2 separate regions of the Homo sapiens genome follow, and region 1 is linked to region 2. The links are chromatin loops, found by intact Hi-C in ENCODE. Cell type or tissue: IMR-90. All regions are shown on one strand. Each heading gives the region's core, and the rest is flanking DNA. Links, peaks and the distances in the headings are about the cores only. Region 1 overlaps PCNX2 (pecanex 2). Region 2 overlaps PCNX2 (pecanex 2).

Region 1 (4,399 bases), core at 277-4,276, 130 kb before region 2:
TCCCAAGTATGAATAGGGAATTGTTAGTAATGTAACTTCCATGTCTCTTTGGGGATTCCTGAAGGAAACTGGGAGAGGAAACAAATTTCTCTCCTTGGCCCCACTGTCACTGTGGGAACCAGTGCGGTTCTTGTGGACTGCTGCAGAAACATAAGCAGCATTTTCCGGTTGTACAATAGCTGTCCATAGAGCAGGTATCTTTGGTAACATTACCTAACACAGTTCTGCTTTCCCCAGAAACCAGAATGAGGAAACTACAGCTTGAATTGCAGCCTTTAGAATTGCTAGTAGGAAAAACTGCCAGAGGATAAATCCACTTGAGTATTTTATTACCCAGAACACAAGATTGATTCAGTAGTTCAGAGCCAAAATGAACTAATTTGCCCAGAAAGTTGGAATTGCTAATCTGCCTAGAAAACCAAAGTGGAAGTAGGCTATCTGCCTAGGAAGTTGGAGGTGAAGCTGCTTAGAAAGTTGAAATGTGTTTTTGAGTGCAGAGGGTTTGTTGCAGAGTGAAGTTTTATTACTACTCAGTAGATCTTGTAATTAAAGCTTGATAGTTTCTCTTTTTTGTTCAGCAAATATTTATATTTCTTTGTGTATAAATGAATCCAAGTAATATAGCAGAGCTTTCTTCTATGGACAATCTATAACCATGTTTAAGTATTAATCTGGCTTTTACGGTGTCATAAGCAATCTAATGGAAATGCATGCAAAATGCATATCATCTGCTCCCCAGTGAAATCTGATTGGAAAGACATGATATTTACATTCATTTTGAGGATCTATAACTCACAAAATAGGCATGGTAGTCTACTGAATGGAAGAGTCATTCTGTAGCAAATTTGTTTGCAGTACTTTTTTGGGGGATTTTTATATCAAGGATGGAACTTCAACTTGTTTTTATTTAAAAAATAAGAGTAGGATGGTAATATAAATATTTATCTGAATTCACTTATTCATGGCTTTTGTTTTTGAATTATCGTAGCAAAGATCTAGCAGATATTTTTAGTTTATAAATTAGGCTTATGTTTGAAAGCTGCCGTATATCTCTGAACCCACTGTGTACCATACTCCAAAGGTGGATTGAAGCCCTGTACTTAATCTTTACTACCTCCTCAGAGTTCTTACTCTTTTGTTGACATTATCAGCTTCTCTGACCCTTATCTCAACAAAACCTCTTACTTATTGGGATTAACTTTCAGGAAAGTCCTCTAAAGCCACAATGTTTAATTATCTACCTGGTTCCCAAAGAAGATAAGCAGGCAGAAAACGGCAATAAATAATCATGTCTGTTTAGACTGTGTTTTTAACTTTAGTCAGAAGAAATAATAGTGACACTCTGACTTGGAATAGCTGAACAGGAATGTGAGGCAATAAAACAAGTCAACTAGATATTCAAAATGAAGAGTAAAACATTGTGACTTCTCTCGATATTAGATATACCCAGTACCATGTGCCATTCAATTATAGTTTAGAAATTTCGTCTTTTATTACAAATATTTGAGAGATGCATATAGCTGCGTCACTCACTTAATTTGGATAGTAGAGAGATAGGTATTTGCTGCTTCAAATTTGAAAAACTTGTGTGGGTTCTTGGTGCCTTTGATCACATGGAGGTGGAAAAGATTGGCAAGAAGCAGATGATCACCTGGGTCTACCTTGGAATAGTGTCTGCCCTCCCAAATTTCCATGTCCTTTCTTTTTGGCTTTCACTTTTTACTCTTTGCTCCTTTCACTGTCATTCTTATCTTGTTTTCTTAGACGTATTAGAAAGAGATTGTACTTTCACCCAGGCATAGAGGCATAAGGACGAAAGGTTTGTGAGGTTGATTCTAGAAAGACTTTTGTTCTCTGGGGCATTTTCTCTGAAAGCCTGAGAATTGGCCCTGCCGCTCAGTGTGGTTCTGTTCCGGTGGCAACAGCCACTGCTGCCACATGATGGCAGTCAGGTCCCATGCTCCCAGCCTTGCCTCACTTCCACGGTGTTGCTGCCTTTTTCTCCGATACTCACACAAATTTTACTGTCACATAAAAGGAGAATTGAACAAGAATCCCTGTTAAAATTCAAAATAACAGGTTATGGTTTTCAGAACAGTGCTGCTTTAGTTAAACATCCTACATGTTGAACATGTTGCTGGGACTTTCATTTCTGTGTCCCTCTATGCGCCTTGTGCCCATGTCCCTGGAGGAAGCCTGAAAAACAAGGAAAGAGGCAGAAAAAGGGAGGCCCTCTCTCTGAGAGTGATAGGCTATCGTCTTTAAACTCTGGGGAAGATGAAGAATTTCAAGAAATGTTTTTCCAATATCAGTGAGACAGTGTAGAAGAAGCACATGTATTTTGACTGTCTGTTGCTTGTAGAAGCTCAGATGGTGGAAACCTGGTGAGTCCAGTATGGTGGAATATCGTCATGGTCAATTTGAGGCCCAACTCCTTCCATACAGAAGTGCACTCTTCTGGCCCAGACTAGATCCTAGCCCCAGGCCCGTCTTTATTACCTTCTAGTGGCAGCACTTTTAGAAATTTCCACCATTAATCACTATTTCTGCTATTGCTTGGAGCTCAATCTAGCTTAAATAAACTTATCTCTGCTATAGCCCTGAACCAAACTAGTTTACCAAAGATTCACCAGAGAACGGGATAATTGAGACCAGATGTGCTAAGTATCGTGTACTGTAGTTCACAGAATAGTTACTACAGGCTTGGGATATTTCCATTTCCATTATTGTTTTGGAGGAAGAGAAAATGTCTCTTGAAACTTAACGCTTTCACTTTATATGTATTAATGTGGGAAACGCTTTGGCTTTAAGTTACTAAGATACTGTCTTTTTAGATGATTATGCTGCTCACAGTCTATAACTTAAAAAAAATGAGAGAGAATAAGCAGCAAATACTTGGAGAAGAGACGCTAGCAAAGAACATAGACTTTGGAATTATTCAAAGATTGCGCTCCTGTCCACCTGTCCGTTTCAGTGATTTTTGTGGACATCATCGTCTCTTTGGTACTTGGGTGGGCAAGCTGGATTATAACTACACTATCAGGACACCAGAGAATTATATCACATAAGGGAAACGTCTCCATTTGAGCAATGCTTACTGTAAGCATGTAACCATTTCCTCCTGGCCAAATGGAGAGCCCATATACACATGACAATACAGATGACAATACAGGTTTCTGATGCAGACATATACCAGTCATTAAGCTCAGAAGAGAATCTTTCTTATATGCCCATGCCTTGTCTGGAATACTCAACCCTCATAAAAGAGGTTAATTAAGAGGGAAGTTAATATGCTGTTTGAGACTGTCTTTATAAAATAAGGAGGATTAGGTGTGATTTGAGGGCAAGATACTCTTCCCCCATGCCTGCTAACAGAGACACCTGAAATTAATATACCATTTGCATAAAAGCATAGGAGTTATGTTGCTATTTAATATAAGAAAAAGCAAAGTCAATCCTATATCAACAAAAGGAAGTAAAAAGGGCCAGGGATGGTTATGAAGTACATAATATATGAAAGGCAGTGTTCACTGCTTTACATACATAGTCTGGTTTAGTTTTCACAATGATACCTACGAGGAAAATATCTTCCTGATTTAATAGGGAGGATTTAAGGTAGGAAGACAACATGCTTATAGTCACAGATAGTGAGTAGTATACTTTAACCTAGTTCTGTTTAATTCTAGAACTGACCCAAAAGATCTTAAATAGAAAATCAACCCATAGATTTTTTAAAGGATATTTAAATGGCTTATATAGGAAAATGATGTTTATTATTATTATTATTTTACAATCTGAAATGTACTAAGAAATATGGAAAAATTAAGCTGATATGTATTGATTGACACTTCCTTTGTATCATGTTTCCTAGCAGGACACCTTAGTAGGAGGAAGACTGCTCTAAAACAGCCATTCGTTACACATTATGTCGTAGTCAATTCTTAGTTTATTTCAGTTGGCGATAGAGGGTGCTGTACACCTTCTACTTTTTTGCACAGAAGCGTACATTTCTTTTCCCACTCTTGCCTATTTATGATCATTACCTACCTTACCTACAATGTAGTTAGCTTAATCTTTTGTTTGTAGTGAAGTTCTGGCATGTGCTCCGTTTAAGATATCTCTGAATTTGTGTCAACATTGCAATTTCAGTTCTGTTGTATTTCGATGTGAAATGACAGAGTTACATTACTCAGTGGCTTCCGTACAACGCAGAAGAGTTTGAATGAACATTGTTTTTATAAATCTAACTAATCTTTTTCTCTGTTAACGACAGAGATTATGCCACTAATATAGACAAGAAGGAAAAGCATTATTTTAGGAGCAAACATTAAATAATGGAAGCACAGGATTTTTAAGTTTTCAAACTCTACGTACTTACTCTACCTGGTTCACGTCCTAA
Region 2 (4,399 bases), core at 331-4,330:
CTTCGGAAACGGTTTATGTCTTGTAGCGCTATTATCTGGGATCTAGTGTTATTATATTGAGTTCCTGTTGGTGTGCTGGTAAGGTGTGGGGTAGGGGGAGCATTCTATTATCTTCCAATTAAATCTGTTTTTAATTGGGCCTGTGTCTCCGGGCTGTAACCTTCACAAATGTTTCCAAAGTGGTAAACTTTTTTTTTTTAATGCCCTCGACTTCCTTCCCTGGTTGTAGTAGTCTCAATCTATTTCCCTGAAGCCCTGACACCCAATGACTATGTTTCTTCCTCCCTTCCTCTTTCCAGTGAGATAAACTGGAGTAAACTGGTAGGGAAGGAAGTTCTTTCTCCCACGTGGGATCGGCTCCTGTGCAGTGCTGTGCTCTGGAGGATAAGCCTGTGTGTTTTGCATTGTTTAATCTTCCCCACCTTCTACCAGAGCCGTGAGGGGATGTTTCTTGATCTTCACCATGAGAACCTAGTGGGGTTTCTGGAAGTAAAACCCCTGAAAGTGTAGGCCCTTCCCTAAGACCGTGGTGCCTGTGAGTTTCTTAATCTCATGGTAGGCCACCCTCAGCCTGTATAACTTCATGAAAATTATCATTTAAATGTTCCTAGGAGTTTATGGCCACAGCACCTTTTGCCCCACAGAAGCTAATCTGCATTGTGACTTTCTGGATGCGCCTGTCGCTCCGTAGTCCAGAGTTTTCTGTGACCGCTGCAATATCAGTGATCTGATGGGTTGAGACGAGCCATCAGTTTTCTGTTTATCCAGCTTCTTCTTCTTGTAAAAATAACTTCCAAGCTTTTTACATGCCACAGCAGAAACCAAACGTCTCTGAAGTCTTTCTTTCAAATCACAAGCCATATTTTGTACCTTCTCTGCCCAAAACCCTGTAATGACTCACCACTTCATACAGAGTAAAAGGCAAACCCATGACACTGGCCCAGCACCAACTGGTCTCCGTTCTTGCTCTGACCTCCTCTTCTGTTCTTCCTCATGCCCAACCCAGGTAGACTTGCAGTTCCTCCACTATGCCAGATGTGCTGCCACTGGAGACTCCACGCTCTGTTTCCTTTGTCTTTAAATGTTCCTCCCTTGATATCCACTGGACTCGATCCTTTTTTGAGCCTTTGCTCAGATCTCACCTTTTCAGTCAGGTTTGCCCTGACCCACCCAGTTTCATATTGTAATTTTACCCTACTTCACCGTTCACCCCAGGTTTCCAATCCTTTCACCCTTTTAAGTACTTGCACTACTTTTTACCTTTTTGTCATAGCCGTCATCATCTTATAACACACTTTATAATTGTTTATTATATTATTGTATCTCCCACTATTATTAAGTTCCTTGAAGGAAAAGATCTTTGTCTCTTTTGGTTACTGATAGAACCCCAATTTGCAGAACACAGTCAGGCACAGAGTAGATATGAAATAAAACTCCGGAATGTTGAATATTGCTCTCTTACAATGACTGTTCATTAGCATATCCTAAGTCACTTACAGAGGCTGACTTGAACTCAGTGCTATTCGAGTCTGCACAGGCTCAGGAGTAAAGACTGGTTTGCAGAAGTTCCATGCAGCCACTGCATAGGCAAAACACATTTTCTGGGCTTTCAGGGATACATTTGCACTCTCAGCTGCCACCCAGGATGGTTCAGGGAAAGAATTTCACAAGCTCTGCACTATGCCTGAAAACAAAGAACACACACCTCTAGTGCGTCTGTGTTCCCAGGAAGACCGGAAATGCCTCAGTGGTGAGACCACTGCTGTATTTCTTTCTTTCCTACCTTACACAACATCTTACAAGAGGCAGGCTCGTAATAATTACTCAGCACATATTGACTGAATTCATTTGAGAGCTTCCGAGATGGAAAACTGTTTTTTTGAGAAATAAACTCTTAGCTTGGATGCAGGGGTTGGGTGGCGTTTTATTATTCTAGAGAGATGCTGACTCATAGTGGTGGGGGAAGGGAGTACGGGGAGAAGCAAGGCTTTTAGACTGAGCCTATGGATTACTTAGATTTCCTCCTCTGGCTTCTCAAGGTGTATGTTTTGATTTTCTTGGCTTCTTATGAATCTTGTTCAGCTGTCTAGCTGCTGCCTGCTGTCCTGTTCACAGTGGGGAGTTAGCACAGGGCCAGTAGAGCTGTGAGTTTGTTGCTCTGTGCTGTCTAGTCATCAGAATCCCTCTTGCAAAACCAGGAAGAATAAACCACAATCTGCTTCTAGCTGTAAATCTACCCTGGTGATGACAAGCTGATGTCACCCAACTGGCCAGCTCACTGCGTTGTGACCACAGCCTGTGGCTGCATTCTTAGTGTTGTATTGTGTAATTGCAGGAAAGTGCCTGCACAGAACCTACACATCCCTTAAAGATTTACAGCCTAACACATCCACTTTCTTGTCTTCTCCTCCCTAGGACGGCACCCACACACAAAGAGGATGATTTCCCTTAACTCAAACCATGCAAGTTACTGCAGTTCATCTCATGGGAGGGGCTGAAATACACGCTAGTAACTCCTCTGCCCTTCAGCCTTCAAAGTAAGAGTCAGCTTTTTCTCCCCATTTGGGACATCAAGCCTAGCATGTAAGACTTAAAATTTTTTTCTTCATTTTTGCTTAATTCTCATGCCAAAGTATACTATAATAAATATGTGAATTTAGTTATATTGTTCAAAGATCTACACAGACACATTCATCCCGCTAACACATCAAAGAAGTATTTACGAACGCCCATCTTTTTAAAAAGTTTGCAGCATTCTCTGCTGAAAGAGAGAATTCTCACTGGTTAAATGTTGCAGTCCCTCTGGGCAGTGATGTGCCTTCATTAATAGAGAGAATTGAAGAGCCAGAGCTGGTAAATCTTCTAAGGAGCAGGGAAGTAAGGTGTGCTTAAGGCACAAAGGCTACTTGAGTGGCTTCAGGAATTCAAGACAGGTGACAACTCTAGACTCACTTGCTGAAAGAATTTTGAAAACCTTGCTCATTCAGCACCTAGGAGTGCCCTCTGAAAGGCCCTCCTTAAAGTGCTTCCAGAATAGAGAACTCAATCTGGTGAAGCGCCAGGGAAGCCTTTTCCTTGCAAGGCTGACCACTGGCATGTGCCTTCCTGTGCTGGCTGTAGGCATCTTGTTTTATAGGATGTACATTTGGAACCTGCAGATTTCAATTCTATACCAGGTGCTCATATTTAGGACAAGATCTTCAAGGTCACAGATTTTCCCATTCTTTCTTTCCTTGAACTAGCAGTTTTGGAAGTACTTTGAGTGGTCCAAACCATGGTGTTTCTACCTTAGGTGAAGAAAGGCTATGAATGAGACTGAGATAGTTACTATAAAATTTGAAACATCCAGGGAGGAAGAGAGGATAAATACCTGTCTTATCAGAAAAAGCAGTGGCAATTGCAAAGATGTGACATGTAAATGAGAATCATGAAGTAATCGGAAAAATTCCATTGAACCCAAGCTCCTATAGCCTATGCGCTTGATGAACTGGAACAATACCTGAGGCCTTCAGTCACTTGTTTCACTTTCTGAAAAGCATTAACTGAAATACCTACTATGATCCTACAAATCTTCTAGAAGATAAAAGTAAAACTGTAAATAATACCAGTGCCTGCTGCCAATGACAGTGCATTCTAATGGGGGATGCAGGAGAGACAGACATATAAAAAATAATTTGGGGCTGAGTGTGGTGGCTCACACCTGTAACCCCAGCACTTTGGGAGGCCGAGGTGGGCAGATCGCTTGAGCTCAGGCATTCAAGACCACCCTGGACAACATAGGGAGACTCCATCTCTACAAAAAATTCAAACATTAGCTAAGTGTGGTGGTGCTACTTGGGAGGCTACTTTGGAGGCTGAGGTGGGATGATCGCTTGAACCTGGGAGGTTGAGGCTGCAGTGAGCCATGATTATGCCACTTCACTCCAGCCTGGACAACAGAGCAAGACTCTGTCTCAAAAAATAAAAAATGAAAAATAAATAATTTTGAAACAATCTCATAAGTGCAACCAGTAAAATAACCTGTATTTATGAGTACTTATAATATTCTGGTTCTTGAGCTAAAAATGTACATGGATGACCTCATTCAATCTTCACAATAAATTGCTGAGGTAGGTAGGCACCAGTCTGCTGTGCAGATGAGAAAACTGAGGCTCAGTGGACTGAAACCCATCTCACAACTAATAAGAGGCAGACCTAGCATCAGAACCCGGGTCTGACTCCAGTGCCCATTCTTGCTGCCAAGATTCTGTACGACTTTCCGTGTGATAAAAAATGATATGCCAAATATTTTAAGAGTCTCTAGAAGGAGACAAGTGATCAGGGCAGTGGAGAGAAGGATAACAGGATAATCTTTGAGGGGATGTCACTTTGAACTACTTCTTTATTCCATTTTATTTCT

Evidence for each region. A loop is a pair of places that touch in the nucleus more often than their neighbours do. Peaks named below come from ENCODE experiments on the same cell type or tissue, not always from the same donor. Only the 100,000 strongest peaks of a DNase experiment are listed, where the experiment ranks them.
Region 1: it touches region 2 in a loop (2.7-fold over the local background); 3 of 110 quality-filtered maps call a loop at or near these places.

Annotation. Positions count from the first base shown.
Region 1 is chr1:233,238,812-233,243,210 of GRCh38, reverse strand. All of the region lies in intron 8 of PCNX2 (pecanex 2), which reads left to right. Among named protein-coding and RNA genes, the nearest start is that of PCNX2, 55 kb to the left of the region's middle. RefSeq lists a silencer at 1-288. In IMR-90, for the core only: CTCF peaks have their summits at 1,943 (motif pointing right) and 3,992; no DNase peak of the experiment used is centred there.
Region 2 is chr1:233,110,983-233,115,381 of GRCh38, reverse strand. All of the region lies in intron 21 of PCNX2 (pecanex 2), which reads left to right. Among named protein-coding and RNA genes, the nearest start is that of NTPCR, 160 kb to the right of the region's middle. RefSeq lists an enhancer at 1-780. In IMR-90, for the core only: no CTCF peak of the experiment used is centred there; DNase peaks (open chromatin) are centred at 1,751 and 2,241; H3K4me3 peaks cover 245 bases; H3K27ac peaks cover 2,751 bases.